Regions from separate parts of the Homo sapiens genome. Here region 1 is linked to region 2. The links are chromatin contacts, found by Hi-C or POLR2A ChIA-PET in ENCODE. All regions are on one chromosome and are shown on one strand. Each heading gives the region's core, a stretch centred on a gene start or an enhancer-like site at or near the end of the contact. The rest is flanking DNA. Distances are from core to core; before and after follow the strand shown.

Region 1 (4,168 bases), core at 1-2,500, 220 kb before region 2:
AGCGGCCGAGGACCCCTGTGTCTCCATAGAGCTGGCGCACCTGCCAGCAGATCCCATCCCTGGGGGGGCGGGGAGGAGGCACCACAGGCTGGGAGACCCCAACCAGGAATCCTAGTCCAGGCCACAGCCGGGGTGGGGTCAGGGGCCAGAGCAGGGCTGAAGTCCGGGGGCTGAGAGGAGGGTTGGGGTTAGGGTGCAGGGCTGCTCTGGGACTCACAGCTTTCGGAAGGTACTGACAGCCATGGCTGTGCCCTGGGGAGCCACATGCAGTGTGGTGGCCTCGGCCCGGTGGCCCTGCTCCTGCAGGAAACGGCAAGCGGAGCCCACAGCCACAAGGAGCCAGGTCCCTGCAAACTGGGGGCAGACCATGGGAGAACTCGAGGGCACTGTGGGAGGGCCCCTCACCTGCTTCCCTCTACACCCCCCACAACTTCACCTGCTTCCCTCTCCCCCGCAACAACTTCTACCTGTCTCCCTCTACCCCTCCCACAACTTCTACCTGCCTCCCTCTACCCCCCCCAACTTCTACCTGCTGAGCATCAAAATTGGCCTTGGGCTGGATGGTGCTGATGGGGGATGCGGGCCGGCGTGGCCTCTGAGGCTTCTGGCCCAGCGAGCCAGCTGCCAGGAGCAGAGTCAAGAGGGTCGCAGTCCCAGGGGGCAGCATGGTGGCGGCAGCAGGGTGGCAGGACTGTGGGAGGCCAAGGGTAGCACCACCAAGTCCCAGGACAGAGTCTACTCTGCTGTCACAGAGCCCAGCCCAGGAAGTCCATGTCCATCCGTTGCCTCCCCACCCCCCACCTCCAGCCTCCTCGTGAGCCTAGCTTCGATCTGCACTTCCTGGCAGGGCCCTGGCACCATGTCCTATGTACAAAGTCCGAGTTGACCTCTGGCTGTTTATCCATTTCTCCTGCACCCCTGATTTCCACCGACAGTCCTTAGCCCTTTACACGTTATCTTCCTTAAACCATCACCCAGTGGTCTTATCTCCATGGCCAACGTCACGGGGTTCATGAAGCCACTTGCTCAGGGCCCGGCAACAGGGAGCGCCGGAGGCGGGTCCCGAACCAGCGTTCGTTGAGCCTCGCCTGCAACCCCGCCCACGACCGCCGCCCGCTGGCCACAAGGGGCGCTGTTCCCAATGCGCCCGAGTGCGCGCAGGCGCACAAAGAAAAGCCGGCCAGGCCGCCGGAGCCCAAGGCGCAGGCGCACGAGGGGCGGATGCGGGCTACCCGCGCGCTCTGCCTTCCTCGGCCATCGATGCCTCGGGGCTCGTGGCGTCGGGCCTGGCGGGCTCCCCGTTGGGCGGGGGCGGCGGTCCGAGCGGCTGCGGCAGCGGAAGCGGGTCCGGGTCGCGCAGGGCGGGGGCGGCGCAGCGGGCGGAGGCGGCCGTGGTGAGTGCGCCTGCGGCCCTCGGGGGTCCCGCCTTGTCGTCCCCGCCCGCCTTGGGCGAGTGCAGGAGCCCCGAGGCCGCCCGTGCGCTCGTCCCCGCCGTCCGCCCCGAGCCCGCCGGGCAGAGCTGCTCCAGGGCCGCAGGGCGGAGGCCACTGCCTGGCCGCCCCGAGCTTCCTCTCGGCGGAAGCCCGTCCCCGGACGGCGCCTGGTGTCCCCGTGCCTCGCGTGCGGCGGTCCGGGCCCTGGCGGGCTGAGGGGCGCCCGCTGCCGGCCGCAGGAGGCCGGGGGATGACGCGGCGGAGAGGGGCCGGCCCGGCCCGCCCGGAGCTGCCGGGTCCTTGGTTGGGCGGCGGTACCCGGGCGTCCCCTGCAGACACGCAGCCCCGTGGAACTCCCGGCGGGACGGTTGGGGCTGGAGGAACAGGACGCCCGCTCTCGGCCTCCCTTCCCGGGCCTGGGCTGAGGGCAGCCGTTGGTGGGTTTCAGGGCCGCCTGGGCAGAATGTCACGATGGACGAGGGCGGCACGCCCCTGCTCCCCGACAGCCTGGTCTACCAGATCTTCCTGAGCCTGGGCCCGGCCGACGTGCTGGCCGCCGGGCTGGTGTGCCGCCAATGGCAGGCCGTGTCGCGGGACGAGTTCCTGTGGAGGGAGCAGTTCTACCGCTACTACCAGGTGGCCCGCGACGTGCCCCGACACCCAGGTCAGTGGCGTGTGGGGCCCCTACCCACGTTCTGCAGCCAGGGCCCCGGGCCCCTGCGCTTGGGGGTCAGCCTGGCTGGGGGCCCGCCCCGCGGCCCCGCGTGTCCATGCTCACCCCCCCACACCCTGATAGAGGCCTGTCAGGACACAGCGCAGGCGCCCCTCAGAGCTTGGAGGCCAGAGGGTTCATTGGGTCACTTGGGGGGTGGGGGGTACAGGGGTCTCTGTGAGCTACAGGGTTGAATCCCCCAGCCGAGGCCTATGCCATGACTAGTGGGTTCCAGGGGCACCACGGGGCCTGCCAGGACTGCTGGGGCCACACTCGGCTCATGGCCGTGACTGCGAGGAAGGCCCGGGCCCAGGACTGACAACTGCCCACCCGCAGCGGCCATGTCCTGGTACGAGGAGTTCCAGCGGCTGTATGACACGGTGCCCTGCGTGGAGGTGCAGACGCTGCGGGAACACACAGACCAGGTCCTGCACCTCAGCTTCTCCCATTCCGGGTACCAGTTCGCGTCCTGCTCCAAGGACTGCACTGTGAAGGTGAGGACGGCCAGGTGTCCTGCACACCCCACCCAGCTCTGCCGCAGCACGGAGGTCCCAGGACCCAGGCGTTCCAACCAGGTGGTGGTGGGGGGGGGGGTGGGTCAGGCCAGAGGTGACAGCAGCCTCCCTGCATCCAGCGGAGGGACCACAGAGGATCAGGAGCGGTGCAGGGTGGCCCTGAGTGCTGAGGAGAGGGTCCCACACACAGCCGCCTGCTTCAGGGGCAGGCTCCTCCGCTCTATACCAATGCCCCCCGAGTGGATGACAGTGGCTGGAAGGGGTCCCTGCTCCCTGGTGGCCTCTGAGTAGGGCTGGCAGAGCTGGGGCCTCATGGCTGTGTAGTAGCAGGCCCCCGCCCCGCGACCTGGCCAGGCGATCACTACAGCCGCCCCTGCCGAACAGATCTGGAGCAACGACCTGACCATCTCGCTGCTGCACAGCGCGGACATGCGGCCCTACAACTGGAGCTACACCCAGTTCTCCCAGTTCAACAAGGACGACTCGCTACTGCTGGCCTCGGGGGTGTTCCTGGGGCCGCACAACTCCTCATCCGGCGAGATTGCTGTCATCAGCCTAGGTGAGCACGGGCGGCGGGTTGACCCTGCCCCCGCCCCACGCCGACAGCCTGTCCAGCCCCGGCCTCCCCACAGACTCCTTCGCGCTGCTGTCCCGCGTGCGGAACAAGCCCTATGACGTGTTTGGCTGTTGGCTCACCGAGACCAGCCTCATCTCGGGGAACCTGCACCGCATCGGAGATATCACCTCCTGCTCGGTGCTGTGGCTCAACAATGCCTTCCAGGTGCGTGCGGGGCTAGGGGCGGGGCTGCCCTCCTGGGGCCTGGCGCCCGGCGCCCACCTGGCACGTGCCCCCGCCCCCAGGATGTGGAGTCAGAGAACGTCAACGTGGTGAAGCGGCTGTTCAAGATCCAGAACCTCAATGCCAGCACCGTCCGCACGGTGATGGTGGCCGACTGCAGCCGCTTCGACAGCCCTGACCTGCTGCTGGAAGCCGGTGACCCGGCCACGTCCCCCTGCCGCATCTTTGACCTGGGCAGCGACAACGAGGAGGTGGTGGCTGGCCCGGCCCCCGCCCACGCCAAGGAGGGCTTGCGGCACTTTCTGGACCGCGTGCTGGAGGGGCGGGCGCAGCCACAGCTGTCGGAGCGCATGCTAGAGACCAAGGTGGCCGAGCTGCTGGCCCAGGGCCACACCAAGCCACCCGAGCGCAGTGCCACAGGCGCCAAGAGCAAGTACCTCATCTTCACCACTGGCTGCCTCACCTACTCCCCACACCAGATCGGTACACCCCTGCCGCCATGCTGCCCGCCTCGGTCCTAGGAGCTTGGGGGAGGCCGGGCAGGGGTCCTGAGGGGCAGACAGCAAGCAAGTCCACAGGCAAAGCTGGGATCGTTCACTCGCCCCTGGGGTCACAAGCCCAGACCTGGGGCCTGTGGGATGAGCAGTGAAAACAAACGCAGGCAGGGCCGCTGGCCAGCAAGCAACCGACGGGCCTGATTCAGGTCTGG
Region 2 (3,886 bases), core at 962-3,461:
TGGGTCTCAGCAGGTCATGGTCTGCTCCGGGGCTATGCATACTGGTTTCAGTAAGTGCTTGGTAGATCTACCCCGCAGCATGGAGCAAGTGCTGGGTCGGGTGCAATGGACTCAGTATCTCTGAAGGAGGAGATGTCTCTTGCCCTCTCTCCACAGCTAGAGCTTTCACTAGCTACAGAGCTACAGCCAACTCCTGCACCAGCTCAGAAGGTAGAGCCAGCTCCGGCTACAACTCGGGTGCTAGTTCCAGGATCAGAGCCAGCTCCAGCAACAGCTCCAGCAGCACACCCAGAGACAGGGGCAGCTCTGGTCACTTCTGTGCCGGCTCCACTATAGCTCCAGCATCCGCCCTCTAGCCAGGACCAGTTCCAAAACCATTTGCATGGTTAGGGCCAAATATCAGCATCAGGTTCAGAAAAAGAGCCAGGGCCAGCATCAGCTACAGGCCCAGCTTCAGCACCGCGGCTCACACCAGTGCGGGTTCCTGTACCAGCTCAAGAACTATGGCCACAGCCAGCACAACTCCAGATCTCACTCCAGCTGCCGCACCAGCTCTACCACCTACTCCAGAAACAGAGGCAGCTCTATCACCAAATCTGGTGCCACCTCCGGTGACTGCTCGGGCACCGGCTCCAAAACCACTTCCAGAGTTTCAGCCAGTTCCAGGTGTAGACCTCAAGCCAGTGCCAGGTTCAGAGGAAGGGCCAGCTGCAGCACCACCTCCAGAGCCAGAGCTGGCACCAGATATAAAGCGATGGCTGATTCCACAACCAGAACCAGAATTAGAGGCAGCTCCAGAGCTACAGCCATCTCAGACCTGCACCAGCTTCAGAACGAGAGCCAGAGTTCCTGCCAGCTCTAGAGCGAAATCCAATCAAGAACCAGCTCTAGCACCATATCCAGAGCTAGGACCAGCTCTGACACTTTTCCCAGGGCAAAGACTAGCAACAGCAACACAGCTAGAGGCAGCTCCAGAGCATCGGTCCCCGGGGCAGAGCCAGCTTGTCTCCAACAACCGTGTCAGTGCTAGGACAGAGCCTGCACCATCTCTGGAGGTGGAGCCTGCTGTGGTGCCAGCTCCAGCCCCAACACCAGAGCTAGAACCCAGCCTGCTGGTGGGGCCACACAGGGAGGAGCCTCAGACCGCGCAGTTGCAGCCCAGTTGCAAAGTGTCCTGGGGTCCTGCGCTGGGGCTTTTCTTAGGAGCCCTGGGGTGTTTTCTGGCTTTGCAAAGGCAATGAAAATTTGAGTTGAATTTATCACCAGCTCCTGCTCCCTCTAAGCCAGTACCCGAGCTGGAGCCAGCTCCTATGCCAGCTCCCGCACCCCGGCCTTCCTGGCCTTTGCCTGTGGCTGCAGAGAGCAGGCTGAGCCAGAAGCCTCATCTCCTGGTGTCCCCTCCAGGCCTAAGGCTAGAGCGGTCTGCGCTGTGCAATGCGGAGGCTGCCCAGCCCCAGGACAGCAGCGCGGCCTTCCTCCCGGCCCCTGCGGCTCAGGCCTGTCATCCCCTGCTCTGGAGCTCGCGTCCTGGTCCGAGTCCCGGCGGCTCCACCGTTCGCAGCCCGGCGACCGCGGCGAGTCGCTTGGCCGCGAGGCCTCGGTGTCCCGCCCTGCGCGGTGACCGAGGTCCCAGGACACAGCGCAGACAGGGCGCTAGTCAGGCCTGGCCGCGGTAATCCCGCCTGCCGGGACCCTCGCCCGCCTCAGCACTCATTAGGCGCCTGGTGTGTACCCGCGCCCATGGCCGACACCGGCAGAGCCCCTGGTGGGGAAGGGACGGAGCGCGTCGCGGGAGCCCCATGCTGCCCGGGGTGGGCGCTGCTCGACAGTCACGGGAGCCGCCCCAATGGCTGGGACCACCGGGACCCACGGGCTCGTGGAGCGTCCTCCTGACCCGGCCTGGGAATCCTCCGCGAAAACGGGGAGCCGCGCGTGTCCGTGGCGTGCCCGGCACCCGGCGGGTCGGAAACGGCGCGGCCCTGGCTGCTGGCCCCGTGGGGCGGTCGCGGTGCAGGACACGGGTCACGGCGCTGCCGCTGCTCTGCGTGGCGAACCCACACGCCCGCCCGCCAGCCACTGAGCAGCGCCCACGTGCGGGCGCGGGGAGCTGAACGGCCGGGGACCGCTGGGGGGCGCTGCTTGGGCGGGGCGGATTGACTCTTGCGGGCCGCCGTACGCGCTATAAAAGGCGCGGCGCTTCCCTTCTCGTCCTCTGCGTGCGCCGGAGGCTGCCGTGGCGGGTGGGCCGCCTGACTTCTCCTCCCGGCCAGTTCTCGAGCGCCTCACCGGGCCTCGCCCTGCAGCCTCGCTCTCGCTGGCGCTGCGCGGCCTAGGGGACTGGGCTGCTGGCCTCCGGGTGCGGGGTGGGGGCAGGCTCCGACCTGGGGCGTCCTGGCCGCGCGAGCCGCGGGATGGGGGCCCGGGCCGCGGAGGAGGCGCCGCTGGTGTGTCCCTTGGTGGAGAGGGCGCTGCCGGCCCTGCGCGGTTTCCAGCCAGGAAGCTTCGGGAAGCCTGGTGAGAGCTGAGTGCGCGAATTCGGATCTTAGAGAAAGGCACCCCGTTCACCCACGACCCTTCCGCTCCTGCCGCTGCTTCCCTGAGTCGCTCAGGCTGTGGGAAGATGTTTGTCGGCATCTTTGAAAAATTGATTTCTTATGCTGCGTCAGGTGGTTTCCTTGTCACTGTGGCTGCTCAGCGGGAGGCTGTTCTGGCGGGAGGAGGACTGCTCGGTTGTCTGGTGGGCATTCCGCCTCGTGGTCCTGGTCCCTTGATACCTGCAGGGGATCAGCAGCCCGCGTTTCGTGGCCACTGTGTTGTAACTCCAACTTCCCCTCCCGCAAATTAAGCGTAGAGTAAGGGGAGAGAGTAACATGGGTCGGATTTTTCTAGAACGGCCCTTGTGACAGTGAGCTTTTTGGTGGCAGGGAGCTTCTTTGGTCCGCCTTCCTGGAGACCAGATGCAGCAAAACGCAGTCTTTTTCTTTTCGAGACAGAGTCTCAGTTGCCCAGGCTGGAGTGCAGTGGCGCGATCTCAGCTCACTACCACCTCTGCCTCCTGGGTTCAAGCGACTTTCCTGCTTCAGCCTCCAGAGTAGCTGGGATTACAGGCGCCAGCCACTAGGCCAGCTAACTTTTTTTTTTTTTTTTTTTAGAGAGACGGGTTTCACCGTGTTGGCCAGGCTGGTTTTGAACTCCTGACCTCAAGTGATCTGCCCGCCTCGGCCTCCCAAAAAACGCAGTGTTTATGTGATGCTCCTCTGTGGTGTTTGCAAGATTTATACAAAATTGCGGTTTCTTTTTTTCTCTAGGACGTCTGCTCACTGGAGATGACACGTGCGTGGGGTGTTGGGTAAGTTGGTGCATTGGAGCTGGAACAGGGTCAATCCTCCAATGTAACTAAGCCCTCCTGTGCAACATCTTAAGTGACTGGAGGGACCAGTCGGTCTTGTGTTCACATTGAGGCTAGAAGCTGTCTCCAGGGGAGTAAAAACGGATTATTTAGTCTTCAACAGGACACTGCCCCTAGAGGCGTTGCAGCTGTGGCTGCCGTGTCACATCTGTGTCATTAGGTGGCAGAGATTAGAGAGGCTATGTCTACGCTCAGCGTTCTGCCCCGTGAACGTTTGAATGTTTGATAGTCTCACACTCCTGTTTTGTGGACAGGCATCTGTTTTCCTTCGCTGGTATCTGGGAGAGAGGGTGGGCCCTGTGAGTGGGCTTTCTAACTCTCGCGCTGGGCTAGGCTGGCCTCTAGGGGTCTGAAGGGATAGTGGGAAGGTGGAGGGTGCCTTCACCAGGAGCAGCCTTCATGAGTGAGTTTTAAGAACCTGTGAGGATCGGTCAGGTCAGGTGAGGTACGCGCTGGATCATGCCGTACACCGTGTCA

The links. Hi-C counts contacts between places; a loop is a spot of excess contacts on that map. ChIA-PET counts read pairs that join two places held with the same protein, here RNA polymerase II (POLR2A). Pooled maps may share reads with other maps.
Region 1: a map of CD8-positive, alpha-beta T cell shows a loop between it and region 2 (19-fold over the local background). The contact joins the promoter of FBXW5 here to the promoter of SNHG7 in region 2. A Hi-C loop is called at or near these places in 1 of 168 maps with a recorded cell type or tissue (CD8-positive, alpha-beta T cell), 2 of 37 single-sample maps with no recorded cell type and 7 of 50 pooled maps. POLR2A ChIA-PET finds 5 or more read pairs at or near these places in 7 of 52 experiments (A549, AG04450, CD8-positive, alpha-beta memory T cell and 4 more).

What each region holds. Positions count from the first base shown.
Region 1 is chr9:136,941,820-136,945,987 of GRCh38, reverse strand. It overlaps FBXW5 (F-box and WD repeat domain containing 5), which reads left to right and starts at 1,250. Exons shown (of 9, transcript NM_018998.4): 1 at 1,250-1,394; 2 at 1,882-2,097; 3 at 2,482-2,639; 4 at 3,045-3,219; 5 at 3,293-3,441; 6 at 3,522-3,942. The coding sequence starts at 1,905. It overlaps C8G (complement C8 gamma chain), which reads right to left and starts at 745. Exons shown (of 7, transcript NM_000606.3): 1 at 530-745; 2 at 218-354; 3 at 1-59. The coding sequence starts at 667. RefSeq lists silencers at 1,207-1,786, 2,167-2,236 and an enhancer at 2,072-2,837.
Region 2 is chr9:136,726,509-136,730,394 of GRCh38, reverse strand. SNHG7 (small nucleolar RNA host gene 7) reads left to right here and starts at 2,211. Exons shown (of 5, transcript NR_024543.1): 1 at 2,211-2,514; 2 at 3,309-3,349. It overlaps LOC124900276 (cuticle collagen 2-like), which reads left to right and starts at 2,211. Exons shown (of 5, transcript XM_047424334.1): 1 at 2,211-2,514; 2 at 3,309-3,349. SNORA17A (small nucleolar RNA, H/ACA box 17A) reads left to right here and starts at 3,516; the gene lies at 3,516-3,648. RefSeq lists an enhancer at 864-1,013 and silencers at 1,461-1,630, 1,784-2,463.